Linked DNA regions of Homo sapiens: region 2 is linked to region 1. A link is a loop called in an ENCODE intact Hi-C map of the cell type or tissue named here. Cell type or tissue: IMR-90. All regions are shown on one strand. Links, peaks and the distances in the headings refer to the core of each region. The heading gives the core; the rest is flanking DNA.

The links. Peaks named below come from ENCODE experiments on the same cell type or tissue, not always from the same donor. Only the 100,000 strongest peaks of a DNase experiment are listed, where the experiment ranks them.
Region 2: it touches region 1 in a loop (3-fold over the local background); 2 of 110 quality-filtered maps call a loop at or near these places.

The regions. Positions count from the first base shown.
Region 1 is chr6:166,981,526-166,994,565 of GRCh38, forward strand. No RefSeq gene overlaps it. Among named protein-coding and RNA genes, the nearest start is that of MIR3939, 9.9 kb to the right of the region's middle. In IMR-90, for the core only: a CTCF peak has its summit at 8,309 (motif pointing left); no DNase peak of the experiment used is centred there.
Region 2 is chr6:166,447,555-166,464,411 of GRCh38, forward strand. It overlaps RPS6KA2 (ribosomal protein S6 kinase A2), which reads right to left. Exons shown (of 21, transcript NM_021135.6): 12 at 11,895-11,997; 13 at 3,549-3,679; 14 at 1,170-1,295. It overlaps RPS6KA2-IT1 (RPS6KA2 intronic transcript 1), which reads right to left. Exons shown (of 4, transcript NR_046793.1): 2 at 15,766-15,953; 3 at 15,432-15,587; 4 at 13,109-13,284. Among named protein-coding and RNA genes, the nearest start is that of RPS6KA2-IT1, 9.4 kb to the right of the region's middle. RefSeq lists an enhancer at 2,000-2,666. In IMR-90, for the core only: a CTCF peak has its summit at 8,974 (motif pointing right); no DNase peak of the experiment used is centred there.

The sequences.
Region 1 (13,040 bases), core at 4,922-12,921:
CTACCTACCCACCCACTTAATATTTGCCATCTGTCTTTACGTCAATGTCTCTGCAGTCATTGTGACTGTTTGAAACTTGTTCACTAGTAGATTCCTTAGGAATAGCTTATGGTAACTGTATTTCCTGAGTCTTTGCATTTTGGTAACACTTTGCTGCTTTTATACTTGAAAATTATTTTGGCTTATCTTTACTTTCCTCGAGTATCTTTTTTCATTTTATTTTATTTTTTTTATTTTTTTTGAGACAGAGTCTCACTTTGTTACTCAGGCTGGAGTGCAGATCATAGCTCCCTGCAGCCTCAACCTCCTGGGCTCAAACGATCCTTTCAGCTCAGCCTCCTCAATAGCTGGAACTACAGGTGCATGCCACCATGCCTGGCTAATTTTTTGAAGAGACGGGGTTTTGCCACATTGCCCTGGATGCTCTTGAACTCCTGGGCTCAAGCGATTCACCCGCCTCAGCCTCCCAAAGTGCTGGGATTACAGGTGTGCGCCACCACACTTGGCCTGAATATGTAACTCCATTTTGTTCTGACATAAGGCATTGCTGTTGAAAAATCTGATGTCAAACTAATTTTCTTTCAAAATGTCAGTGCATCTTCTTTTGGTGGGGAAAGGAACCCCAAGAAATTTTATTTCTTCCCTCTTTCCCCTTCTTCCTTCTTTCCCCTTCTTCCTTCTTTCCTTTCTCTTCCAATAATTTTACTAGAATGTCTTGGTATTGGATATTTGGACTCCATTTTCCAAGGTGTTTAGATAATCTTTCAATATGTCGTTTCAAGTATATGCTTATTTCAGGAAACCTTTCCTGAATTATACATCTTGTTTGTTTGGATCTATTCCTTTTGATTTTCTTTTTTTTTTTTTTTTTTTTGAGACGGAGTTTCACTCTTGTTGCCCAGGATGGAGTGCAATGGCACGATCTCGGCTCACTGCAACCTCCGCCTCCCAGGTTCAAGCAAGTCTCCTGCCTCAGCCTCCTGAGTAGCTGGGATTACAGGCCTGCACCACCACGCCCAGCTAATTTTGTGTTTTTAGTAGAGACAGGGTTTCTCCATGTTGAGGCTGGTCTTGAACTCCTGACCTCAGGTGATCCACCTGTCTCAGCCTCCCAAAGTGCTGGGATTACAGGCGTGAGCCACCGCGCCTGGCTGATTTTATTTCTTTAGGAACTAATATATCTGTGTGTGTGTGCGCATGCACGTGTACCCATGTGTACAGGGTCTTCCTTGCCTGTTTCCTATATATGTATATCTGTCATTTCCTTTTAAATCTTTTTCATCTTGTACTAATTTTCTACCACTGTGTAGCATATCACCATAAATTTAGTGTCTTAACACATTTATTATCTTACAATTTTGCCTTCAGAAGCCCACCATGGGTCTCACTGAGCTAAAACCAGGGTGTCAGTAGGTCTGGATTTCATTCTGGAGGCTTTAGGGCAAATCTGTTTTCTTCCCTTTTCCAGCTTCTAGAGGTAGTACACATCCCTTGGCTCATGACCACTTTCCTCCATCCACAAAGCCAGCAATGTACCATTTCTCAGACCGTTTCTTCCATAGCTGCATTTCCTTCATACCACTGCAGTCGACTCTCCACTGTTAAGGACCCATGCAATTAGGCTGGACTCAGCCAGATGATCCAGGATCAGGCTTCTCTCTTGAGATCCATAAGGTAGTCACATTTGCTGTCACTTTGCCATGTCAGGTGACACAGGCACAGGTTCTGGAGATTAGGATGGGGACATCTTTGGGTGACCGTTATCCTGTACCACACGTCTCTTTTATAGCCTCATATTTTTTCATCTTTTCTTTTAATGCATTATCAGTTCTGTTTATTTGCTCGTGTTTCTTTCTCTCTTCATTTCTGAAATGTTTTTAAAATTTTTACTTCTTTTCTGAGTTTGTCATCTCCTTTCTGTATATTTCTAAATCTGACACGTCATTTTTTCATATCTAATGTCATTTTAGATGTTTATTAACTTATTTTAAAATATTTTAGTTTTCATCTGTTTTGAAGCCATGGCTTTCTGTCATAATTTATTTTCTAAAGAAATTATGTTTTATTCTCTTTTTTTCTTCATAATGACTTTGTATGGGATTTGACCTTAGTTTTTTTGGTACTCATTTTCAAGTAATGCTAGTTTTCCTGACTTTTAGAAGGGAAGACTTAATTAGGGTAGTTTTTCTAATTTCATGGCTCTCCTTTCTCTTTATTGATTCATCTCAAATTCAATAACAATTCAATAAGTTGGCCCTTGATAAGCTGATTCAGTATCTTATCTGGATGAGAAAAGGCCTAAGAATAGCCAAAGAATTCCTGAAAGAGAAGAATAAATGAAAGATTGCCCTATCAGATGTCAAAACATATTATACAGTTTTAATAATTTAACACTGTTATTAGTGTAGTTATGGAAACACATACAAATGAAACAGAATGGAGAACCCAGGAAAAAAACTGACATATATCAAGCTGATTTATGTTAGTGTCAGCATTGTAGCTATCTGGGTAAAGAAGCAACTCCTCAATATAAGAGATGCTGAAATAATTGGTTATATATGTGTGAAAAAATGAAATTTGATATCTCCCTCACTCCATACGCTAAATTCCAGGGAGATTAAGGATTCAAATATAAAAAGCAACACTTTTAAACTTTCAGCAGAATGTACAGAATAATATTTATAGACAGTAAGTTTGGTTTCTGAATACCATTCTCCACTAAAAGGAAATAGAGATACGTGGAAAAATGGCTGGCTCCAGAGCTGGGAGAGGGAAGACCACTGACTCTGTAAAAGGACACAGGAGTCAAAAGGACACCAGCCAGGGCTGGGACAATCTGAGCAGCAAAATAAACAATAAAAATAATGGATTATAACTAACTGAGTAAAATAGGAGTCTATACACCAAACTGATATAAATAAATAAATAAAACAAGAAGGAAAAGCTCTTGTTTAGAGTAGATGCCTACTAATAAATGTAGATGTTATGATGAAGTAAAACAAAATGATGAAACCTCACCATTTTGCAGCCATCTTATTAGTAACTGATTGAAGAAAAAAGTTGTCTTTTTTTTTTTTTTGAGATAGAGTCTTGCTCCATCGCCCAGGCTGGAGTGCAGTGACGCGATCTCAGCTCACTGCAACCTCTGCCTCCCAGGTTCAAGCGATTCTCCTGCCTCAGTCCCCCGAGTAGCTGGGATGACTGGTGTGCGCCACCACGCCCGGCTAATTTTGTATTTCTAATAGAGACAGGTTTTTGCCATGCTGGCTGGGCTACTCTCTAACTCCTGACCTCGGGTGATCCACCCACCTTGGCCTCCCAAAGTGCTGGGCTTACAAGCATGAGCCACGGTGCCCGGCCAAGAAAAAAGTTTTCAATGGATGCTATATTAGTTATCTACTGCCATGCCACAAATTACTCCAAAACTTAGTGGCTATTTTTTATTTTTGGACAGTTTTTGTGGGACAGGAATTTGGGAATGGCTTTTCTGGGTGATTCTGGCTTGGGCCTACTCATGAGATTGCAGTCCAGATGCTAGCTGAGGCTGCAGTAATCTGAGGGCTTGATCAGGGCTATGGGAGTATCTCCGTGGTGGCTCACTTACATGGTCATTGGCAGTAGGCCTCATTTCTTCACCATGTGCACCTCTCCAAATGGCAACTTGAGTATCCTCACGACATGACCTCTGGCTTCTCCAGAGCAAGCGCTCCAAGACAACAAGGAGGAAGACACAGTGTCTTTCTTTACAACTTAGCCTCAAAAGTCAGACTGCATCACATCCTCAACTACCTATTGGTTACGTAAGCCATTCCTATGCAGTGTGGGAGAGGACCACACAGACATGTACTTATTAGGAGATGGGATCACTGGGGCCATTTTGGAGGGTGGCAACCAGATGCTAAAGTTGGTGGAGAAAAGTTTGATGAGGGAGAGGATATCCGCGTAGTCTCAAAGTGTCTCATATTAATTACAAAAAGGAAATAACAGTTTTACAATGAAAAAACCTCACACATGCCACTTAACCAAGTGGCCAAAATTGGTATCACCAATAATAGGACAAACCGACATCACGGGCTTCTTATCCAATGAACCAAGTAAACATCATGTATGTGGTATTCCTGCCAAAAACGCATAATGTAAATCTAATCCAGAGAAGACACTGGGTAAACCCTAATTGAAAGGCATTCTACAAAACACCTGACCTGTACTCTTTCAAGAACAGCAATGCCCCAGTAGACAAAAACAGGCTGGAACCACTCCAGGTTAAAGGATACTAAAGAGAGGTGACAAATGATGATACAGACCGAATCATGAACTTGGAAAAAAACATGACTATTAAGGACATTATTAGAGCAGTTGGTAACTTTTGCATATGAACCATGGATTCGTTAACAGTAGCTTTGTGCTCACCAGTTCACTGATTCCCTGAGAGTTGATTGTTAAACAGCAAAGCATGTTTTGAGCTGGTTGTTAAGCTGTTGATAACCTGAAATCAGCCATGATGAGCCACTTACCATGGTATTTTGGGAAAACTCTCTCAAACTGTGTTTTTCCTCTGCTCTCACACCACAACAGCAATCATCAACACAGAAGACTCCTGTGACCATATGTGTGGGAACTTCTCCCCACCACCAAGAGGCAGACACAAGCCAGGACCTCCACCCAGTTCCTTCACTATCTATCTGGAGGTAGCATCAGATCCCACAGATTGAGGGCTCAGACCCCAAGACCACCCTCACCCCCAGATATCAGTTGCAAATCTGGGCCTTGGGAAATTCTGATTGAGCTTCAAGTTGGGGTTCCCATGACCCCCTCTTTGGGTTTGATTGATTTGCTGGAGTGGCTCACAGAACTCAGGGAAACACATTTGCTGTTTTATAATAAAGGATATTACAAAGGATACAGATGAAGAGATGAGGTGCGGAGGAAGGGGCTCAGAGCTTCCATGCCTGGGGCGCCACCCTCCAGGAACCAGGAACCTCCATGTTTTCAGCTATCCGGAAGCTCTCTGAACTCAGTCCTCTTGAGTTTTCATGGAAGCTTCATGACGTCAGCATTCCTTCCCCCAGTGTGTATGGCAGGACCCTCTCTGAAAAGTCTTAAGACCCACAGTTGGAAAGGTGGGAGAAGATGGAATCCTGCCTTGGGGCAGGTGAAAGGAGGGCAGGAGAGAGATTCTGTTTCTTGAGGCCTGCCCTTGCGGCCTAACACACCCCACATTTTAATAAAAGACTGTAACAAGGACAATGGTAGTTATGAACCAAAGTAAACCATCACACATGGGAACTGGCAAATGTTACAAATCAGGTCCTCTCTCCCTCTCTCCCTGTCTGGACAGTGCACCAGCTTGCCACTTGGTAACAGTATTATAACAATGCTGTCTCCTGATTTAGATAAGTGTACTGTGTGGAGTAATGGTCTTATTCTTAGGAAGACGTGGTAAAGTGTTTAAGGGTAAGGGGATCAGATGTCTACAACTTAATCCCAAATAGTTCAAGATAGATAGGTCAATAGACTGAAAGAGAAATTGATCAATAGATAAAGTTAATATGGCAAAATTGTGACAACTGGTGTATCTGAATAAATAGGTCTTTGTAGTATTCTTGCCATTTTTCCTTTAAGTTTGAAGTTTTTTCAAAATAAAACGTTTTTTAAAAAACCCTCCAACAGCTAACGTTACCTGGGTTATTAAGTCTAATAAACATGACTGACTTGCCCAAAGTCATATAGAACATTAATGTTTGGTCCAAAGCTGTCATGACACCTTGAAGTAGCCTTTTCTGAAAATGTTTAAATTTCTTTAAAATTTCTTGTGATCAAATTAATGTGTGAATATTTTTTATATCTAAAAAATAATGTTACGCGTAAACTTTGAAATTAAAAACTAACTTGGTATTTTGTTTGGGCCTGATAATTCCTGGCCGTAGGGGCTGTTCTGCACAGTGTAGGGTGTGTAGCGGTATCTCTGGGCTCTGCCAACTAGATGCCTGTAGCAGAGTGTCCCTCCCCCTACCCACAATCAAAATGTCTCCAGACCTTGTCAGATGTCCCCGGGGGAGGGCAAAATCGCCCCAATAAAGAACCACATTTCTAGAGTCAGTGTGATATAACAAAGTCAAAAGGGAAAAGAAGGCTGGTCACAGTGGCTAAGGTGACAAGGTCGCTTGAGCCCAGGAGTTCAAGGCTGCAGTGAGTCATGTTTGCACTACTGTGCTCCAGCCTGGGTGACAGAGTAAGACTCCTTCTCAAAAAAAAAAAAAAAAAAAAGGAAAAAAGAGATAAAGAGGCCGGCAATATGTGCAATATACATACATATGAAAAAAAATTTAAAGAGACCAAGGGTTTTTCCAATGGGTATATCCCAAACTTTGTCTTGTGTGTGTGTTTAATCCTTTTGTGCTCTTAGAGTTATTATCAGTCAAATATTCTATTTGACACACATTTTAGAGAATGAGTTTATAACCATTTTTGGAATTTAAATAGTACTGCCATCTAATGGTGTTAATCAATTAATTCCAGCCCTGATACACTGGCCAGATTCTGAGGCTGAATGTCAGATACTGAAGTAATGGGAGTTAAAACAGTGAGTCAAAACAGCGAGTTAACCACAAATCAAAGTAGTTCTTCAAGAAGGAGCAGTACAGAGCTTCCGACACACTGAGAATGTGCATTTCCAAGGTTTGAACGTACCATATATGGCTATGGTACCAGGCCTATGGCTTTTGAACCAATGAATTTTTTGTATACATGCACTTAGCAACACAATAATTACATTTATAAAGGGGGCTAGGCATTGTAAAGCTAAATAAATAACAAAATCCTCAGAGAATTAGTAAAAGAAAAACACTTTCATATTGTTCTCAGCATTTATTTTAAAACACCTAATTTGAAGGTATCAATTAACATAGCCAATTAACTGATAATATTAGCTATCCGTTTTCCCTCTAAAGCAGCCTTGTTGTCTGGGATATCAGCTGAGGTTTTTTGTCTCATGGCCACAGAAATGAAGAATGCAGACACACAAAGGGTGAAGTTAGAGAAGTGTAATAGGCAAAAGGAAAAGGACAGCTCTCTCTCACAGAGAGAGGTCCCAGACGGGTTGCCGTGCTGCAGTAAAATGGAGGGTTTTTATCAACGAGCTAGTAGGGAGCGGGTATCTTATCTACATAGGGCATGAAAACCTGGTTAGGACCAGGTGTGTCATCTGTATAGAGTGGAATCTCTGGCAGCCCCTACCCCATTCTTTTATCATGCAGGCAGGCTCTTAGCTTGGGCGACTCCACACTGCCTTTCTCCTTCCACCTTGCATGTGCTAACAAGAATAGGGGGAGTTTCCATGCCTTGTCCTGGGTACCTCCTTGCAGCTGCAGGCATTTCCCCCACCCCACCATGCAAGCTTCTAGCTAACCTTAGTGTGTCCCTGTCCAAAAAAGGGGAAAGGAATGTGCTCATTAAAGCCTACTGTTTTTACTGGGACCCATTTATGTAAGTTTGGTGACTACCCAAGAAACTCTCCCTCTGTGCCGGAGATGCTTATCTACATTATACAGTCCAATCTTCCAGGCTGCTCTTTGTTAAAAGAGAAGTGATTTATTTGGACTGCCTGTGGTTAGAATGGAAGTAATTTCTGAGCTGTTTTTTGTCAGAAGAAAAGCTTTTGTCAGGGACTCTTTCACCCTATCTACCTACCTAAATTATTTCTATCTCCTGTATTGCCTCTACCCATCTTAGTTCTCTGGCTGAGGTCCTGTAAATTAGACTGGCCAAAGACAGGTTTGTAGCCACAGACAAAACCCCTCAGACACCGAGTTGTAGAAGGAAGGGCTTTATTCAGCTGGGAGCATCAGCAGACTCACGTCTCCAAAAACCGAGCTCCCCAAGTGAGCAATTCCTTTCCCTCTTAAGGGCTTACAACTCTAAGGGGGTCCACATGAGAGTGTCATGATCGATTGAGCAAGCAGTGGGTATGTGATTGGGGGCTGCATGCACTGGTAATTACAATGGAACAGAACAGGACAGGGATTTTCACCGTGTTTTTCTTTTTCTATAAAATGTCTGTAATCTATAGGTAACATAACCGATTAGGTCAGGGGTTGATCATTAACTAGCATGTCCTGCCTTTAGGCAAAGAAAGGGAAGGCAGAGTTTTTCTTTTATTTGTTTCTTCTCAATCGTCTTCAGCTCAAAATAATCCTTATGCCAAAGAAGCATATGTTAGGGTGGCATATTCTGGTGTAACATCTTTGTCTCAGCAGGCAGTGAAAAATAATTTAAAAAGCCACCTTCTCTGCCTGCTGCACACTGCCCCTTGGTGGCCATCATTTTAACTGTCTTTGGTAAAGGTAGCTTTTCTTTTTTTTGCTTTGAGACGGAGTTTCGCTCTTACTGCCCAGGCTGGAGTGCAATGGCACATCTCGGCTCACTGCAACTTCCACCTCCCCAGTTCAAGCGATTCTCCTGCCTCAGCTTCCCGAGTAGCTGCAATTACAGGCGCCTGCCACCACACCCAGCTAATTTTTGTATTTTTAGCAGACGGGGGTGTTTCACCATGTTGGCCAGGGTGGTCTTGAACTCCCGACCTCAGATGATCCACCCGCCTAGGCCTCCCAAAGTGCTGGGATTACAGGTGTGAGCCACCATGCCCAGCCCAGAATGACCTTTGCTATCTCTTGCCTTCTGCATCTCTTCATTCAATCATTTTCTCTTAGTTTAATTCTAGTCAATTAAATTAAATTCTATAAATATTGAGAGAAAGCAAAATATCATGAAAAGAACATGAGCTGAAAACCAAATAGACTTGGGTGGTTCATCTCAGCTGCTAGCTGTGTGTCTGTGGGCATACTACCTAGCTTATTGGAACACTGTCTCATCTGTAAAATGGAGTTGTTTAAAAATAACTCAACATGCTCAGATCATGGAGAAAATGAAATTAGGTTGTATATTCAAAACAACTAATAATAGTTAATATTTTTATTATGTTATGATTGGGATTTTGAATACAATCTACTATCTAGCTATACATATTCACATCTACGGAGATTTTTATCCTAATTTACAAACAGAAAACTGAGGCAGAGAGACATTAGCTAACTTCCTGTGGTTAACATAACTAGTAAGTGGATTTGAACCCATGTAATGTGGCTGTAAAGTCCATGCTTTTAACCACTACACACAACCTGGTAAATCCTTGTTGAAATAAGAAAGCAATTTCAGTAAGTTGTACTGTACCAAAAGAAATGTGGAATTCATCTCTTTTCCCAACATGCTACTATCTTTTGAACATTTAAAAAAACTAATAGGCCATTGAGAACCTTATTTATTCACCACTACCTAAACTATCCTGATCTTTATGGGAACAGAATAGATGACTTCAATGAGAAGGCATTAATATTACTGAGTGCAGACTGAAAGACTATCTCGATGATTAACGACACATTTTCATTTTTTTTTTTTTTTTTTGAGATGGAGTCTCATTCTTGTTGCCCAGGCTGCAGTGCGGTGGCGTGATCTTGGCTCACTGCAACCTCCGTCTCCCAGGTTTCAAGTGATTCTCCTGCCTCAGCCTCCTGAGTAGTTGGGATTATAGGCACGCGCCACCACTCCCAGCTATTTTTTTGTATTTTTAGTAAAGATGGGGTTTCACCATGATGGTCAGGCTGGTCTGGAACTCCTGACATCGTGATCCACCCACCTCAGCCTCCCAAAGTGCTGGGATTACAGGCATGAGCCACCATGCCTGGCCTTCAATTTTTAACATTTAAGAAAAAGTGACATTCCAAGAATATGCAAGTGGAAAGCCAGAAAGCATTTCCCCTATCCTATCCTGAGTTTATTCTCATAAGAATCTAGTTGTTTAAAAACTAAGTTACTGGAACATATTTGTGATTAATTTTATGTGTCAACTTGACTGGGCCATAGAGTGCCCAGATACTTGCTGAAACATTATCCTGGGTGTGTGTATGAGGGTGTTTTGGGATGAGATTAACATTTAAATGGATAGCCTGAGTAAAGCAAATTGACCTCCCTAACATATGAGTGAGTCTCATCCAATCAGTTAGAAGCCTGAATAAAACAAAAAAACTGATCCTCCCTGAGTAAGAAAGAATCTCTCCTGCCTTCTGATCTTTTGACTGGGACATCAGCTTGTTTCTTGCCTTCAGACTCAGATTGAAACACTGACTCTTCCTGGATTTCAAGCCTGCTAGCCTCTGGTCAGGAACTATGCCATCAGTTCTCCTGGGTCTCCAGCTTGCTGGCTCATCCTGTAGACTTGCCAGCCTCAGTGATCTTGTGAGTCAGTTCCTTATATGAATCTCCTTATATATATACCCGTATACATACATATATCGTATTGGTTCTGTTTCTTTGGTAAACCCTAATACAATATTTATATTTCTTTGTTTTTTTTTTTAGACAGGGTCCCACTCTATCTCCCAGGTGGGAGTGCAGTGGCGAGATCATGGCTCACTGCAGCCTCAACCTCCCAGGCTCAAGTGATCCTCCCACCTCAGCCTCCTGAGTAACTGGGACTACAGGCCATGCCATCACGCTTGGCTAATTTTTGTATTTTGTGTAGAGAGGGGTTTTGCCATGTTACCCAGGCTGGTTTTGAACTCCTGAGTTCAAGCAATCTGCCCACCTCACCCTCCCGAAGTGTTGGGATTACAGGTGTGAGCCACCGCCCCGGCCAATATTTATATTTCTCAGACGCATCCTCTTTTTTCCATGTTCACTTGTGCAATTTTAGTTGATGTCCTTCTTCTTTCCTGGACTATTGGAATAATTTCCTTGTTCCAGTGTCAGTACATCCAATTCACCCATCCCCTCCTTGCTTCTGGAGTGCTCTTTCTAAATACAAATAGGCTAATGACATTTTGCTTTTAAACTTGTTTAGCACGCTATTTCACACCTTCAAGATGAAAGTCAAATTCATTAGATTGGTGGATAAAGTCCTTCCCAATCCAGTCATTTCTTCATCTCCAGCCACGCCACACTACCTGCCACTTCTTGCACAGAGCAATCTGCCTTAGCCTCTTGGTCTTGCACTCTTGTATGTTCGGGTACTTCTGCCTGGAATGCCTCTTTCTTATTCAATCAGGAAACTCTCATAACAGGTGTGTGTGTCTGACATTAAGTGTCACCTCCTTAGCATACATCTTGGATTTACCTCCCTGAAATCCAGGGGTGAAGGAGTCAGGGGTCTTTTTCTATTCATTGCCTTCAATTGAGCATACTTGCAGGGTGTGTTAATTCCTTGGCACTTTAGGTCTTCCCAAAATGCAGGCAGAGCAGGCTCTGGTGGACAAAGATAGCTGATAATGCAAATAACTTCAGGTGCCGGCAGTTGGAAGTTGGCCCAATGTGCAGAATGTTCTGTTCAGGGGCATGTGGGCTTGGCCTAACAGATCTGTTATAGCCCTAATATCATACTGTTGTTGGTTTTTCAATCAATGCACAAAGTTGGAAAGATATAGAGCTGACCCTGAACAACAGGGGTCTGAACCAGTGTGGGTCTACTTATATGCAAATTGTTTTCAATATATACAGTTGGCCCTCCATATCAGTGGGTTCCACAACTGAAACCAAGAATAGGTGGAAAATACAGTATTCTTGGGATGCGAATGGTCATATCCACAGGTTCCACAGGGCCAACTGTGGGATTTGAGTGTATGTGGATTTTGGTGTATACGAGAGGTCCTGGAACCAATCCCCCATGGATACCAAGGGATGTCTGTAATTTTATTTACAAAAAGAATGCAAATTCTTGACAGACTAAAAATGAGAATGAAACTAACAAAATTAGGAGGGGGAGGGGAAAAGACGAGAAAGTAAGAATGTACCAATTCCTCACCTCTCCTAGTAGGGAGCCAATATACAGTGTGTAAAATTTATAAATAATGATTTAGGTAAACAACCTAAAGTCATGAAAGCTTCTAGCAAAACTAAAAGTAATACAATTTTTTAAATTAGGAGTTAAGAATAAGTTTTTGTCCCTTTGAAGGATTTTCAGCTGGTGAGTCAAGATGTATATGTACAGTATTTAAGGTTATAATGAAAAGAACCAGAAGAACTAAAACCAGAAATTGTTAATTGCAGTTGGGTCTAGGATATGGTAACAGATAAGGTAGGTGGGTAGGTAGGTAGAGTAGCAGGGAGACCCTTACTTTTCTTTTAATATGTTCCCCCCTTTTGTTTGGATTTTTAACGATTATTATGCATTATTTCCATAACAAACAAATGTAAATAAAGTGTAGTTTAACTACAAAAAGTAACTTTTAGAACACCCTTAACAAATATTTTGTAGGAGTCAAATGAGGTAGGATCTATACGGTATGCATGAACATCAAAAAATGATCAGGACTTCTTAAGTCAAGTTAGTAAACTAAAAGATAATAGGCATAGGATCCAAATTACAGAGAGGGAGGAAGTATGTGTGTGTATGTAACATATCTATGTACAGTTGACCCTTAAGCAACATGAGGTTAGGGGCACAGACCCTCACAGTCAAAATTCCATCCCCCAAAACTGTAGTAACAGCCTACTGTTGATCGGAAGTCTTACCAACAACATAAACAATTAACACTTTTTTTTTTTTGAGATGGAGTCTTGCTCTGTCACCCAGGCAAGGAGTGCAGTGGTGCAATCTCGGCTCACTGCAACCTCCGCCTCCTGGGTTCAAGAGATTCTCCTGCCTCAGCCTCCCGAGTAGGTGCGATTACAGGCACGCACCATCATGTCTGGCTAATTTTTATCTTTTTAATAGAGACGGGGTTTCGCCATGTTGGCCAGGCTGGTCTCAAACCCCTGGTCTCAAGTGATCCGTCTGCCTCAGCCTCCCAAAGTGTTGGGATTACAGATGTGAGCCACCGCACTCGACAATTTTGTATGTTACATATGTTATATACTGTATTCTTATAATAAAGTAAGCTAAAGAAAACGTTTTAAGGAAATCATGAGGAGAAAATATATTTACTCTCCATTAAGTGTAAGTGAATCATCATAAATGTCTCCGTCCTCATAATTTTCACCTTGAATAGGCT
Region 2 (16,857 bases), core at 4,772-12,771, 530 kb before region 1:
CAGTGAATATGCTTGAGGATCCCAGGCCATGCTTGAGGATCTACCCTTTTGAAATACCTGTTTTCACAAAATGTCAGTGGAGCTCTGGGCAAATGAGGATGGAACTGGGTCATCTCAACATTGTCATTATTTTGAACAATCTCTTCAGAGTGTAGGAGAATCACAGTTGATGAAAATTACTCTTTTTACACGACTTGCTGGCTGGGCAGATGTTCTTTGAAGGGCAAGCGTAGCACCGTGTGCTACAGACGTGTCTGGGAATAAGCCGGGAGGGTCCTGGTCATGATGGCAACACAGGCTGGGACCTCGCTCTGCGACAGCCTGGGGTTTGGCTCCACTGGAAAGGGGCAGAGTTTCAAGTGTCTCTTGCTGTCTTTTGGAGAGGATGTACAATGTATCTTTTTTTAACATAAATTTCATTCTGATTTTAGCAGGAAGCTTTACCTTTAATCCACATTTTACTAACCAAAAATCTCTAGAAACTGGTATTCTGGATTCCCAGATCAAATATTTAAGCAGCAACAATTACGAAAGCTAAAGTTACTATGTAGAGATTGCCAAATTGGGTTACAAAGAATTGTTTCTCTATACTGTTCTTGACGGTTGGGAGTAAAACCATTAGCTCTCTGCCAAAGTTTGTTGTAAGTAATACAAGCTTATTTATTTCTTTGAGTATTTTCTTCCTCCCTTTTTTCTTTCCTTCCTTTCCTTGCCAAATTCTATACCTGTCCCCCAACTCTGTTTTCTCAAAATACTGGGGGCCCAAAACTTTTGCTCTTGGTGTATGTCATACACCAAGCTACGAAAGGTGCTCAGTCCCTGCGTGGTACATATGACTGAAAATATTCATGATTTGCAAAACTACCTTTTAATGGGTGACCTCATATCAAAGCAAACTGAACTCCATCATATCAGAGCTTGGAAAATGGCAAATGGAGAGAATGTTCACTCAGGCTCAGGTGTCCCTGCTGGAGTCACTGCACAGCTGAGCACGTGAGCACATATGCTGTGCTCCTATGCTCCGTGCTCCCATGTGCTGTACATGCTCCCACACGCTGCACTCACACAGGGCCCTGCTATGCTCCTATGCTCCGTGCTCCCACATACCACACGTGCTCCCACGCGCTGCACTCACACAGGGCCCTGCTCACTCAGCAGGCCTGCCTTACCTTCACGGCATACTCGGTGTCTGTGGCTTTATGCACACATCGCTTGCACACTGAGTAGGAGCCCACCCCGATGTCCTCCTTGATCTCGTAGCCATCGGTGAAGTGGATGTTGTTCCCGTGTAACTGCTGCAGAGGGACCAAGAGAAGAAGAGTTGTCGGAACCCTCACACGAGGGGACGGTGCAGCTACACGCACACAGAATGTGGGGCGAAGAGAGGCACCGACTGTGAACTGAGTGTGTGGAGGCCTGGGAGCTCATGGGTCCCCCTGCCCAAGGCTGCAGAGCTACTTAGTGATGTTCTTGACCTAAATGCCAGCTTCTCTGATTCCTTGGGCTATGACTCTTAACTTTGAGACACCAGGCCGTTCTGTGTCCACTGGCTGGTATGTTTCTCGCAAAGATCTGAGAGCAGGAGAATGTGAAAGTGAAAAGGAAGTGCTGGCAGCTGCTGGGTGCGTGGCTCCAATGCCTGTGTGCAGAGCAAGACTCTGGATGGAAACATCTCATCGGAAATCTGACTCCATGGTGTCCAAGTCACAGCCTGCTCTGACCTGCATGCAGCAGCCCCACCCACCCGCTCTTAACTAAGACAGAAAGCCACCATGGCAGCCTGCACTGTCATGACAACGTCTACTTTACACACCTGTATTTCTCCAAAGGCCAGGGAAGGAAATAGGATGGAAATCCAATGCCATTCAACTTACCCGGATTTCATTCTTAAATAAGTTTAATCATAATTAGAATTAAGTTTAACCCCTTAGAATTCTCTGTATTCTGGTTACATTTATTAGGTGGGAAACTCATTATGAAAATACCACCTTCCAAAGACCTCCCAAAGATTCCATTTCATCATGGGAAAATGATGCCCACAAATTAAACTGCTACCCTAGGGTCCTGGCTGGGCTCCACACAGTGAAGATGCTCCAGTCTCTGGCCATAGACACCATGGTGACATTCTTCCCAGGGCTTTACCTTCCCTCTTTAAGACGAATGCCAAGTAGGGTAGGAGCAAGGGCTCAGAACACCATGGAATACCACCACGGAGACCATTACAGGGACCACCATGGGAGCCACCACGGGGACCACCATGGGAACCACCACAGGGACCACCACGGGACAACCACGAGGACCACCATGGGAACCACCACGCGGACCACCATGGGACAACCACGAGGACCACCATGGGAACCACCATGACAGACTACCACAGGGACCACCACAGGAACCACTACAGGGACCACCATGGAGACCACCACAGGGACCGCCATGGGAACCACCATGGATGTCACCTAAGGGACCACCACAGGAGCCACCATGGGAACCACCACAGGGACCACCGTAGGAGACCATCATGGGTACCACCGGGGAACCACCATGGGGACCAACATGGAGACCAACACAGGGACCACCATGGGAACCACCACAGGGACCACCAGGGAGACCACCATGGGGACCACCACAACAGGGATCACCATGGGAGGCTACCCTAGGGACCACCACAGGAACCACCACGGGAACCACCACAGGGACCACCATAGGAGACCATCACGGGTACCACCAGGGAACCACCACGGGGACCACCATAGGGACCACCAGGGGGACCACCACAGGGACCACCATGGGAGGCCACCCTAGGCACCAGCATGGGGACCACGACAGGGACCACCACAGGAGATCACCACAGGGACCACCACAGGGACCACCATGGGGACCACCACAGGAACCACCATGAGGACCACCATGGCTACCACCCCAGGGACCACCCTGGGAGACCACCATGGGGACCACCAGAGGGACCACCCCAGGGAACACCATGGGGACCACCACAGGGGACCACCCAAGGGACCACCATGAGGACCAACACAGGAGGCCACCATGGGGAATATCCATGGGAGACCACCACAGGGACCACCCCAGGGACCACCCTGGGAGACCACCATGGGGACCACCACAGGGACCACCACAGGGACCACCACAAGGGACCACCCCAGGGAACACCATGGGGACCACCACAGGACACCACCATGGGGACCACCACAGGGACCACCACAGGAGGCCACCATGGGAGTATCCATGGGGACCGTCACAGGGACCACCACTGGAGACCACCATGGGGGCCCACAATGTGAGACCATCACAGGAACCACATGAAGGAGCACCACGTGAGATCATCATGGGGACCGCCATGGGGGATAACCACGAGGGACCACCATGGCAGACACTCAGAACAATGGGAAGTGTGAGGGAAGAATTGGTGATTAAAGTCCACCCATCCTAAGCACCCAACCCCCGGGTGACTGAGGCCACAGGGAACACCAGAGTCACCCATCATCCAAGTGCCCTCTTACCCCCAACCCACTGCAGGCAAACACAGTTACCTGCACGATTGGGTGAACTGGGACTTTGTGCAGATCTTGCTGTGAGGGCTCCTGGATCAGGCTTGAGGCCACAAAGCTGAATCCTCTAAACAGGTGATGAGCGTTTGCACTCGGGGGGACGCCAGGAGAGTCTGTAGGTGACAGGGGCAGAGTTCAGATGCCACGAAAGCTGGGTGACCCTGGGGTGAAGTGATAGTGTGTGTGTGCATGTGGTATGTGTGTGCAAGTCCGTGTGTGTGTGTGTGTGTGTGTGTGTGCACGTGGCGTATGCCTGTGGTGGAGGAAAAGGTAAAACAGACATGTAGAAATGCTGAACCAGATGAAACTACATTCTTTTGGCTTGTGCTAATGGTTTGATTTTTAAATGGCAAAAATACCCAGAACAAAAACTTCAGGATTATCATTGATGGCATCTGTTAGTTTGCCAACTTCTGAATTTACTCTATATTCTTGACCACACTCCTCCACCCCTACCCACTCCAGACTCAGTTAAGAAGGCACCAATGACCTCAGGATGGAATTGTCAGTGAACATGAATCCTGTATCCTTAGCTTCTGGTCTCTAGGTTCGACAGGTCCCACCCCTGTGCCCACAGCTGCATAACTGCATGTGTGCTGTGCACGTGCTCTGCTCTCCAAGGACATTTGGGCAACGTTTCTCCTGTCCACAGCAAGGCATAGTACGAAAGGAGTAATTCCCTTCCATTAAGATTTTTCTGATCTCTGTAAGATCTGTGTTCAAAAGCATGACTGCTGTGAGATTGATCCCATTTCAAGTTTATCATTAAGAAAAACAAAAGGATAAATCCCTCGTGGGGAAAAAAAATCTGCATCATACATAACAGATGAGAGGTTAAACTCTCTATTGCCCGAAAGCTCCCAGAGATCAATGAGAAAAGAGCAAAATACTCAAAGGAAGGAATTCTGATAGCTACCATAGGCATGAAAAGATGCCCAATCTCTCTAAGGAGTAAGCATACACATATTTAAATAGGACAACACTTTTGTCTAATGAACTAACAAAAATGAAAGAAATCAATCACATCTGGGTTTGGCTGGGGGTGGACACTTATAATTGTAGGAGGGAGCATAACTGGCATAATCTTCTGGAAAGTCAACTGGCAACATTTAAAGCCAACTTTAAAATTTCAAAATTAAAAATTTTGAAAGTAATTCTACAGAATTACTTTCAAAAGTGCACAGTAATAACAAATTGTAGATGACGCAAACAAATGGAAAAACATCACATGCTCATGAATCAGAAGAATTAATATCATCAAAATGAACATATCACCCAAAGCAATCTACAGATTCAATGCAATCTCTATCAAAAAACCAACGTCATTTTTCACAGAATTAGAAAAAACAATCCTAAAGTTAACATGGAACCAACAAAGAGCCTGAATAGCCAAAGCAATTTTAAGCAAAAGGAACAAAGCTAGAACTAGAAGCATCACATTACCTGACTTCAATTATATCACAAGGAGATAGTAACTAAAATAGCATGGTACTGGTATAAACATAGACACACAGATTAACGGAACAGAATAGAAAACCCAGAAATAAAGCCACATGCAAAGTCAACAAAAACTTTGTGGGGAAAAGACACTCTTTTCAATAAATGATACCGGGAAAATTAGTTCGTCATAAGCAAAAGAATGAAACTGGACCCCTATGTCTCACCATATACAAAAATCAACTAAGAGATTAAAGACTTAAGTGATGAAAGACCTGAAACAATGAAAATACTAGAATAAATCCTAGAGAAAACTCTTTAGGACATGGGTCTAGCGAAAGACTTCGAAAGTCTTTTAAGGGCTGGGTGCAGTGGCTCACACCTGTAATCCCAGCACTTTGGGAGGCTGAGGCAGGTGGATCACTAGGTCAGGAGTTCGAGACCAGTCTGGCCAACATAGTGAAACCCTGTCTCTACTAAAAATACAAAAAAAATTAGCCAGGTGTGGTGGTGTACGCCTGTAATCCCAGCTGCTTGGGAGGCTGAGGCAGGAGAATTGCATGAACCCGGGAGGCGGAGGTTGCAGTGAGCCAAGATGGCGTCACTGCACTCCAGCCTGGGCGACAGAGTGAGACTCCATCACACACACACACACACACACACACACACACACAAAAAGGCTTTAAGACCAGCATAAGAAATCATCAACAGAATGAACAGACAACCTGCAGAATGGGAGAACATATTTGCAAACTATGCAACTGACAGGGGAGTAATATCTAGAATTTACAAGGAACTCGAACAACTCAACAACAACAACAAAACAAATAACCCCATTAAAAATTGACCAGAGGACATAAGTAGACATTTTTCAAAAGAAGACATACAGATGGCCAAACAGCATATAAAAAATGCTCAAGATCGCTAATCATCAGATAAATACAAATGAAAACCACAATGAGATATCACCTTACATCAGTCAGAATGGCTATTACTAAAAAGTCAAAAAAATAACAGATGTTGGTGAGGATGTGGAGAAAGGTGGTGGGAATGTAAATTAGTACAACCTCCATGAAAAACAGTACGGAAATTTCTCAAAGAACTAAATGGAACTATATTCGATGCAGCAATCCCACTGCTGGGCATTGCCCAAAGGAAAAGAAATCGTTGTCTCAAAAAGATACCCGCACTTGGAAGCTTACTGCAGCACTATTCACAATTGCAAAGTCATGGAATCAACCTAAGTGTCCATCAACAGGTGATTGGGTAAACAAAATGTGGTACATATACGCAATGGAATACTATTTAGTCATAAAAAAGAATGAAATCATGTCTTTTGCAGCAACATGGATGGAAAAGAAGGCCATTATTTTAAGTGAAACAACTCACACGTGGAAAGTCAAACATCGCATGTTCTCACTCATAAGTGGGTGCTAAATTGCTAAATAATGTCTGCATGTGGATGTCGAGTGTGGTGGGATAGAGAATGGAGACGTGGAAGGGTGGGAGAAGGTGAGGGATGAGAAATTACTTAATGGGTAAAATGAACACTCCTCAGGTGATGGTTACACTAAAAGACCAGCCCTCACCACTATGTACTCTACCCATGAACAAAACTACATCTGTACCTCTGAAATTTACAGAAATAAAAAATAAAACAGGCTGGGCGCGGTGGATCACACCTGTAATCTCAGCACTTTGGGAGGCTGAGGTGGGCAGATCACGAGGTCAGGAGTTCACGACCAGCCTAACCAACATGGTGAAGCCCTGTCTCTATTAAAAATACAAAAATTAGCCAGGCGGGGTGGCGCACGCCTGTAATCCCAGCTACTCAGGAGGCTGAGGCAGGAGAATCGCTTGAACCTGGGAGGTGGAGGTTGCAGTGAGCCAAGATCGCACCACTGCACTCTAGCCTGGGTGACAGAGCGAGACTCTGTCTCAAACAAAACAAAACAAAAAAACAAGCAAACGAAAAAATCCCAAAGTACTTAGACATAAATGTAGAAAAAGTCTGTTTCAGTGATATGTGTTACAGAAAAGAAAAAGGAGACACTAAATACTCCTCACTAAGACAATCATGGTCATGGTCAACAGTGGCCCATCTGTATCAGGATGCTTTGTAATGATTGCAGTGTGAGTCCTGCCAGCGAGACCAGGGCCATCAGAAGGAGCCACAGTTGCATGGACTGACAGAGACGTGGCTTCCTAATCGTTTGTCAAATCAAAAAAGCAAAAAGCTGTTGAACAATATGAAGAACCCAGACATTACTTAAAAAATTAAATATATTTTAATATATTTAAAAACAGAATAGGATAATAGATTAATATATTAAAATAGAATATATATTACACTAAAATAGAATACTATAATACATTATATAATATGTAAATTTATAATATATGAAAATATAATACGTAATTTTTCCTGAAAACACACATATGTACAAATTTAAACATTCTTATTTATATATCTTTTAAGACTCCCTGTATGTATAGTTGTGTGCATATTTGTATATTCGAGAATTCTCTACCCGCAGGCCTTTGTCTCTCAGCACTTCTTCCCCCCCTCGTCTGTTTAGGTGCTGTACTTTGAAAGGAAGAAAGTGCACCTAGTTCTCAGTTTTATCTCCACACGGTGCGGCAGGTGTGTGGGGGTGGGAGGCAGCTGCAGAGAACACGTGTTTTGTTTCTTAGCATCATATTTTGGGGACAACGGTTATGAGGGCAGCCGCTCCGAAGCCCAGGAGCCGGGCCCCACGCCGCGTGGGCCTCTGGTGCAAGCGGGGGCCAGGCCGTGGGCAGATGGACGACGCAGCGTCCCACTGGTGCTCTTCCTGGGGTAGGAAGCGTCATGGACCCGGGCTCATCTTCAGTGTCCTGAACCAAGAGGCAGCTAGAGCCAGGTGTCGGCCCTCAAAGGGGCCAAAAAAGGGGCCTTCACAGTCACCCCAGGTAGATGCCCACGCGACCCCTGGACTAATGTGACCAGAGTCGGCTGTGTTTGGAAATAAACTTCCAACGCTCCAGACTAGCGAAGCGTCGTTAAAAAACCGAAGGTACCCTGAGTGGTTTTTAGAAACTGAAATTCTGCAGCGCGACCCGGCAGAGAAGCTCGGGGCTTTCTGAGCGGCTCTGCTTCGCGGCACACGGAGCCGCTCGAGGAGGAGGCGCTCCTGCTACACCCGGTTTGCTCTCTGCACAAAGTCTGGCTTTGAGGTCTGCCTCCTCCCAAAGATCCCCTGAGCTACCACGGGCCGCAGATTCTCCCCCGGAAAAATGAAACACACATGGCTACATCATGGTTTAAGAAATCTTCAAACCTGGAGGCACTTTGATGTCTTCCCTTAGGGATTTAGACTCAGAGCTTGAGCTTATTCTGGGGAATCCGCAGAGCCACACGAGTGTGAAGTGCTGAGCAAGGATTGGGAGTCCAATTTACAGCCTGTGGAGGAGTGTGTGCGGGGGTGGGGGCACAGGCCATGTTAACTTGACAGACACAGTTTCATTGGTGAATGGAAAATCTGTAATTCCAATAAGCAATGTCTTCTAACCAACCAAGAGGCACGGAAGACACAGCCACAACCTTCCGTGGCCAGAGAACCCATGCCTCTCCTCACACAGACCAAGGAGAGCCTGCGGAAAGGGTAAAAGTAACAGCAATTTACCGAAGGCCAAGTGGATCTTCACCAAAAGTTAAGAGGCTGACATTTGGTCGGTGTGGCTAGCTAGTAAGGAAATGACAGGTGGCCTAAATAGAATTTAAAGCACTTTATAATCACCTGAGGGATGCCGATTTTCAGCACAGTATTTAAGAAGAGCAAAATTGTGAGTCAGATAAAAGGAGATGTAGAACTACAGTAATTACAAACAACCTCTCATGGTCCTGTGGGTATTTCCTGATTTGTGGAGTCTGCCTGATCGGTTTAAAATCTTAGATTGGCATCTCGGGCTAAGCAGCATGCTCTAGGGGGCAGCCAAGGTGTGATCAGGGAATAGAAACCAGCTTGAGCGCTGGCTGAAGTTTCAGAAAAGACTGAAAGCCTAACTGTAAGAAATTCCCACTGTGAGTCCAGGATCTAACATAGAGGATTTGTAGCTTATCCATTGCTTCAGAGTCACATTTCTACAGCTGCTCATTCACCCAGCCATGTGCTCAGCTCACATGCTTAGAAAATCCTACTCTCCTGTACAAATCAGAATGAGTTTAATGTGTCTTTAGCACTTCAATTACTACCTACCTCAAAGGCAAACAGTGGTGTGATAAATTAACTGAAACTGATTGGAGAACTGGAAACACTAAGGAATAAAAAAGGCAATTCTGAATAGCACTGGAGTGCATTGTGTCTAATTATGTTTTCCTTAGGCTATTATTAAAATACAATGGAATTCTCTAGAAGCTCAAAAAAAGCTTCCGGTTCCACTGGCCAACTAGGTTGGGGTTTAAATTCTTCACAGATAAGATAAAAGGCATGTCCATATGAATATTAGAGTTGACTGTATTAACATTTTCTTACCAAGCAGCACAAACATAGACTTTCTTTCCACATTTTAAACACACAGCCCCACATGTTGGCACCTCACGAGGATGTGTGCACGTTCTGTTAGGGACCTTATGGTCCTTGTGGACTTAGGGACAACGATCTCGTGGTCAGACCTAATTGCCTCTGAGCTCCTTTTACATTCAGGCCAACAATAGGTGGAGAAATATCATGACTTGCTTGGGTGACCTGTGGGCAGGGGCAGGAGGGAATCCCCAAATCCTGCCCCATCTTTTCAAACTCAGAAACTGAAAAGTAATCCTGTTCTGTGAATTGGGTTAAGTTTGTCAATGGGAAGGACCAACCCCAACACACAAATACTTTCTAAGGAAGCTGAGAATGGGGTGAGGTGAAAATCCCACAGTCACTTACCGGAGAGAGCAGACCCAGAAGTGTTCTCCAAGGCAGCCTCATTACATCATGAATCAGTGATGAACCAAAGCTATAATGATAGTTTTAATTCTACCTGGGGACTGCAGGATGACCCAAAAGAAGTAACTGAGCAGCCGGTGGCATGACTCCCTGGTTTACAGTGCCCGGAATCAGCTTTCTTCCTGTTCTTGGTACCAATGTGGCCTGGGTCAGGAGCTGGCCTAGGCCCATCAAAAGTCCCGCTAAAAGCCCCGCAACCCTCCCTATCTGCACACGCTCACACCCTCCTCAATGTGTTCATCTGGGTATATGGGAAACAGGGATTTCACCAACAGCTGAATCTGGAGGAACAAAGTGGATTCTCTAACTTCATCTACCTGACATTTTGTGGTTGACCATATATTTGTTTCCCGATTATCTTTTAAAAAATAAGAAAATTTCAGATTCAAAAGCAGCGAGAAAAAATACAGTGAATCCCCGTAGATCCAAGATGCAGCCTGGCCAACCACCAGCTCCCTGGACTTGTCCCACTTATGTCTACAGAAGGAGCTTGTGGATGGTTTTGTACATAACCAGCATACTGTTAGTGTTGTGGACTGAATTATGTCCTTCCCAAATTCAAATGTTAAGGCCCTACCCCCAAGTGTAACTGTATTTGGAGACAGGGCCTTGATATGGTTCAGCTTTGTGTCCCCACCCAAATCTCAGGCTCTGTGTCCCTACCCAAATCTCATCTTGGAGCCCTCATAATTCCCATGTGTTGTAGGAGGGACCTGGTGGGAGATGACTGAATTATGGGGGTGGGTCTTTCCTGTGCTGTTCTCATGATGGTCAATGAGTCTCATGAGATCTGAGAGTTTTAAAAAGGGGAGTTTCCCTGCACAAGCTCTCTCTTTGTTGCCATCCACGTAAGATGGGGCTTGCTTCTACTTGCCTTCTGCCACGATTGTGAGGCTTCCTCAGCCATGTGGAACTGTAAATTCACTAAACTTCTTTCTTTTGAAAAATTGCCCAGTCTCAGGTATGTCTTTATCAGCAGTGTGAAAACAGACTAATACAGGCCTTTAAGAGAATAACTGAAGTTAAGTGAGGATAAAAGTGTGGGGCCCTAATCCAAGAGGACTAGTGTCCTTATAAGAAGACAGAGAGACACCAGAGCTCCATCTTGCTGTCTTTGCACACACAGAAGAAAGGCCACGTGGGGACACAGCAAGAACACAGCTGTCTGCAAGTCAAGGCGAGAGCTCTCACCAGGAACCAACCCTGTCAGTACCTTGAACTTGGACTTCCAGCCTCCAGACTGTGAGAAAATAAATGACTGTTGTTTAAACCACACAGTCTGTAGTATTTTGTTATGATAGCCCTATCAGACCAGGATAATTACCATATATAAAAAAGCAGACTTTAATTCATTAATATCCCAAAAAGATAACTTTTAAAGGGAGCTGACCAGTTCTGATGAAATTTGCTAGACCCCAAGAGTAATTTCAGACACACCAGGAGACCAAATCTATGCATCCAATTGCTGTGCTATTTAGTAGCCGATACTACTTTTCAAATGGGTTTCTGTTTTTTGCATGAATAATATCTATAGCTCATAAATCTATAGACATAACTGACAGCCTTCCCTCTCCGTAAATGCACTTTAATTGAAAGAGGGATTTTAATTGCCTCCAGTTTCTTTTCTTGCTCTTGCTGTGTGTCTCTCTGACACAGGAAGTAACTGGACCGGTGTCTTGGAATAAGGATACCTTCATCATTTCCAAGGTGGAGGTTATATAGGGAACAACAGAGAACTGGGGCTATCACTTAAACCTTTATCACTGAGCAGAGAAAACAACAACAAAAAACCCAAACAGAATGGACAGTTATTTTCCATGAAAAGAATTCTGAGGCATGGGAATTTCTTGTTCCTAGATATCTGTCTCTAAGGGGTCAGGTGGGAGAAGCCACCGATAGAGGGAACCACTGTGGCACACACCTGTGGGCGTCCGCGCTGTGAACTCGGGGTCAAAGTGGAAGGTGTCCTCAGGCCTGCCCACTGCTGGTTTGAACGGTGGCTTGATCTCCTTCCGGTACAGCGTCTATTAATACAAGGAAAGCAAGACAGGGCACTGAGGATGCACAGACATTGCCACAGAACACTGGGGACAGAGAAACCTGCTGTGGGGAGGGAAGGATGTTCTTATCACAGACTGCATTGGCCTTGTGGATTACAAGGGATTTCTAAATACTCTGAAATATAGATGGCATAAAATATATTATGTGTAGTATGATAGATACTATGGCATATATAATAACGATGTATTATAGAAAGGTATAGAAAAGGCATAGTTTGAGGTATGAGGGTTTGGGGACATGCCAAGTGTTCTTCATTTTAGGGCAATAGTTTTCTAGCTTCTTCTTGGTAGTAGAATCTTCTTTTCCAAGTAAAATCATACAGGACAGCCACCACTTGCCCCCACTGGGGACAGCAGTGAAGAGGCCGTGTGGCTCTCTCCTCCCTGCCCTGGGACTTTGGGGCCAGCACCACGGAACTTCAGCTCTGCGGGGCACTGCAAAAACCGCCGACCCAGAGCCACCCCAGGGTGCTCTCTTGCCAGTGTCTCAGGGCCTGTGCTCTGGGGCCTTGGCACCTCTGCCAGAAACCTGCCTTGGGTGTCAGAATGAGGGCGCCCAGGCTCCTCGACAGGAGGACGCCTGCATCTGCAGAGAACCGGCCCTTCCCATGCCCCCTCTGGGCCCAAACTTATTTCCCCAACAGGACCTTGGACAGAAGGCACAGAAAGTCCACAGCCCTCTGTGCTCCGGTCTCAGAGCTGCCTGCCTGACAATGCTTTCCAAAGCTGAGATGTGTTGTTTTCAATCCTCTAGGGCAACAAGGCATTCTGTTGGGAATTCAATGTAAAGAAAGCACACACAGGTACCTGGAACCTGGCGTAGTCCTCAGGCGGGTGATGCTGCAGGTGGTGCTTAGATGGAGGGAGCCGGGGGAGCCCAGTGCTGAGAGAAGTGTGGAGGGGGAGGGGCACTGGAGGGAGGACTGGGGCCTGAGGCCTGACTGGAAGGCCGAGGGACCTCCGGGCAGATTCAGTAGAGGATGCTGGGTTTAGTCAAATCACCCTGACGACAGAAGGCACGGGCCATGCCAGTGTGCTGAGGGGCCAGCCTGGTAGTTAGCAGGGCAGCAGCAGGGCAGGGCCAGGCTGGGGTCTTGCCCCCCACTGAGCATGGGGTTTCCTTAATCCTGCCTAGGGAGGGTCCCCACGGTGTTCGCAGAAAACATCCAGCCTGGAGTCCTGTCCTGGGCACTTGTGTGTGACCATCTAGAGCTCAGTTCTGGACTCAGGGACCCTCATGGCCGTGCAGCTCTGGAAAATGGACACAGTGACTCCAGCTAAAACCTGTTCTACATCTCTGGAAAGCAAATTTCAACACCTCCTCCGATGAGGCCCGACGGGAAGGGAGAGGAGGGAGGAGGGCGTCTGACATCTGGGTCCCACCTGGGGCACACCCTGCTCTGCTTATCCGGGAGCACCTGGGTCAGAGCCCAGGCCAGAAACCAGGGCCCACAGCTACTGCAGGAGGGCGAGGTGCCAACAGACGCCCCCGAGCTCCCCCGGGGGCTTATCAGGCAGCAGGATGTGCCCTGATGTGCAAGAGCTCAGGGCGTGCACGCGGGAACCATCGGAGGAGAAACAGGATTGAATTCAGCCCTGAATTATTTGCTCATTTCCTGCCTTGGGGGCATAGATTTCATTAGCACCGAGTTACTCTTCAAGCCATTTTCAGAAATGAAAAGACGCTGCTTTCTGCAGTGAGGCACAGGACAGGTGGGAATAATCTCCCCAGACACATGTGCTTGCCTGAGGAAGTCTCCTGAGCTGGGAAGCCCAGGCCATCGGGTGCCACGAACAGGCCAGTGCAGCCCATTCCCCACCCAGAGAGTCCTGAGAGCCGGGCTATTAAGAATCCTGCTGAAGTCAAAATCACATCCTCCCTCTGTGTGAGAGCAAGCGAGGGAGAGAGGTGGAGAGAGAGAGAGAGAGAGATGGGGAGAGATGGGGAGAGAGGGGGTGGGGGGAGAAAGAGACGGAGGGGAGGAGGGGAGAAATGGGGGAGGGGGAGGGGAAGGGGGTAAGAAAGAGAGAGAGCACGCACTAGCTCGATCCAGCACAGAGCCAGGCCTCCTACTTTTATTATGAGGAGGAATTTATTTACACAAGAGATTTCCATTAAAAACAAAATAAAATACAAAACTGGTTGTCACGTATTCATTCCAGTGTGAAGTGTTTACCTCCGGAAAGCAGGGGCCCACATGGCCCCTCTAGCTCCTCTCCTCCGTGCCAGCTCTTCCTCCATCATCCTGGGGACCCATCTTGCCCACCCCTGCCCCTGCCCCACCACAGCCTCTGATAAAACCATCCCCAGAGCCTGGTGCCCAGTGCTTCTTCATAGAGGGGTTTTGCCCCCACTGGGACATTTGGCAGTGCCCAAAGACACTGCTGGCTGCCACACCTGTGTGACCGCTGCAGGCTCCCAAGGGGTGGAGGCCAGGGTGTGCAGAACCCAGCCACCCATAACAGCCCCACCACACAGCATCGCGCAGGTGCCACCCAGGGTGAAGGTGGGAGACCCTGGCCCTGCCTGCTTCCTTCTCTACCTCACCCTTCCTGCCTTGTTTCTGCTCCAACCCTCAAAAGTGCAACGTCAACCAGCTTCTTCAAGAAGGAGGACTGGATGTTGAGGCGACTGGCCACTGTCCTTGGAACCCCTTCCCCTCCCCATGGAACCCCCGGTGGGGCAGGGCTGCAGGCTCTGCCTGGCTTCCTACAGGCCACATCCTTCTCCCTCCTCGTCCACCGATGGGGCAGGCACCACAGCCTCGCTTCACAGCTGTCCAGGAAAGCACAGGCTCTATCTGTGACCACCCTGCCTCTGGAGGCTCACATCCAGAGGCTGTCACCTTCCTGCCTTCTAAGTCAGATTCACAGCCCAGCACTGGTACTGCTGTGACCTCCTCTGGGCTGAGGCCATCCCACTCCTTTAATACTAAGTATCTGCTGCTAAGTCAGGTCCCGGTTCCCTCCAGCCCAGGACACTGCGCCTGGGGGCTGGGCTCAGACTTCCCCTGTGCTCTGCCCCATCTGTGCCTAGCCCGGTGCTGCGAGTCACCTGGGATGCCCAGTGAGGAGGTCCTAAGCCCAGGTAGTCCCGTAGCACTTTTGTACCACACAAATAGCTCCCCCTCACACGGCAGCAGGAGGAAGCCCGCCTCTGCTTTCCCCGTGCTTTCCACCCCTCGGCTGTGAGCCCAGGCTTTCAGCTCACAGACCCCAACAAGACCAGAGGGAGGCATGCGTGTGAGAGTGGACGGAGCGCTTGCTGAGGGCCAGGGCCTTCCTTCTGTGCCGCGGGAGCCTTCAGGCAACTGGCCACCCCGTAACATGGGTCCGTGTGCCAACCGCAGCTATGAACACAGCCTGTTCACTGGGGCCTGCAGACCACCATGCCCCACCTGCTGGAGGCTGCTGCGTTCTCACTCTGGTCTGGGCCAGGCAGTGAGGTTCTGTGCGGGCCGCCGGTGGCCAACTGGAGCCGGTCACTCTGGCCCTTTGGACGGCTTCCTCGAGGCTTGCTGCAATCTTAAAGGCCGGTCAATGTCTTCCTGATGCTGCGTAAACATTTGGAAGGTGCTAATATGTGTTATTACTGTGTATGCTTTTTCTTTCCATGTGCAAACCTAAGAACGGGTTTGAGGCTTTGGGGGAGAAGTCATCCGGCCTCTTGCTTTGTATGTAAACCACTGTAGGCAGGGTTGTGTTGAGAGTGAAACAGCAGCAGCATCTCACCTGGGATTCTGAGCTTAACGAGACAGACACTGGCAATTCTGCCCTGGATCCCCCCTTTCTGAGACTCTGGGACAATTCATGCCGAAACCGACGAGAGAAAATGCAGTCTCATGATCAAATTCGCCAGGCACATTTAAAATCATCTCATTTGTCCCAGGATGTCAGAATGACACAGTGTGGCCGCAGGGCTGAAACGAATTTCACGGGAAACAAGCGCACGTGAGGAAGCCCGGAGCAGGCCCATCAGGATTCTATTTATACTAAAGACCTTCAGCTAAGTGAGAAGAGGACCGAGACAGCAACAGAAAAACGGGAACTGGGTGATGACATAGGAAACAGATGCTAGTTTGGGGTCTCAGACCCTAACATCTGCCTTCTGTAGACGGTTTTGGCTTCAGGCATTTTGGAATTAATACGCTCCAATAAGGCAAAGGGCACATTTATAGATTATTCCTAAAATAATAATGCAAAAATATGCAGACCAGAGAGAAGACAGGATCGAAAGCGCCGCAGGAAGAATCTAAACGATTTTCAAAGCGTCACGATGGGTGTGACAGGTCAGTGGCTCATGGAGCGGGACTGTGCCTGCAGTTTACCCGGCTGTAGGTGGGTCCAACAGAAGAAGCACCTGAAGGGTGATGATTCATTGCACAGAGTCCTTGCTGGGTTCCCTGAAGGGGGAGTGCTCCTAGTGTATATAATGTAGGAATAAAAGGATAGAAATCTCGCTGCTGGCAATGGGAGCAACAGCTGCATGGAGACGCCTGTGCTGTGAGGCCCTGACCCGCAGCCTACAGCTCCCACACCCCCAAACCACTCTCTGCGCCATACTGCAAATACTCCACTTGTGGGCAAGAAGACCAAAGTGGCCTGAAGACCCGGAACCCACCCTCTGCTCCTGCCAGGACACACAACAGCCAAGTTCAGGGCACACCCCACGCGCTGCCAGATCACCGAGCGACCTCAAGCTTCTCATTGTCCTGTGCCTCAGTCTCCTCTACAAGTTTCTCCCATCTCACAGCATCACAGCTAATGGTGTGCTTGGAAGGGTTTCAAACTGTACAAAGAACATAAACATGAGCTACTAGTATT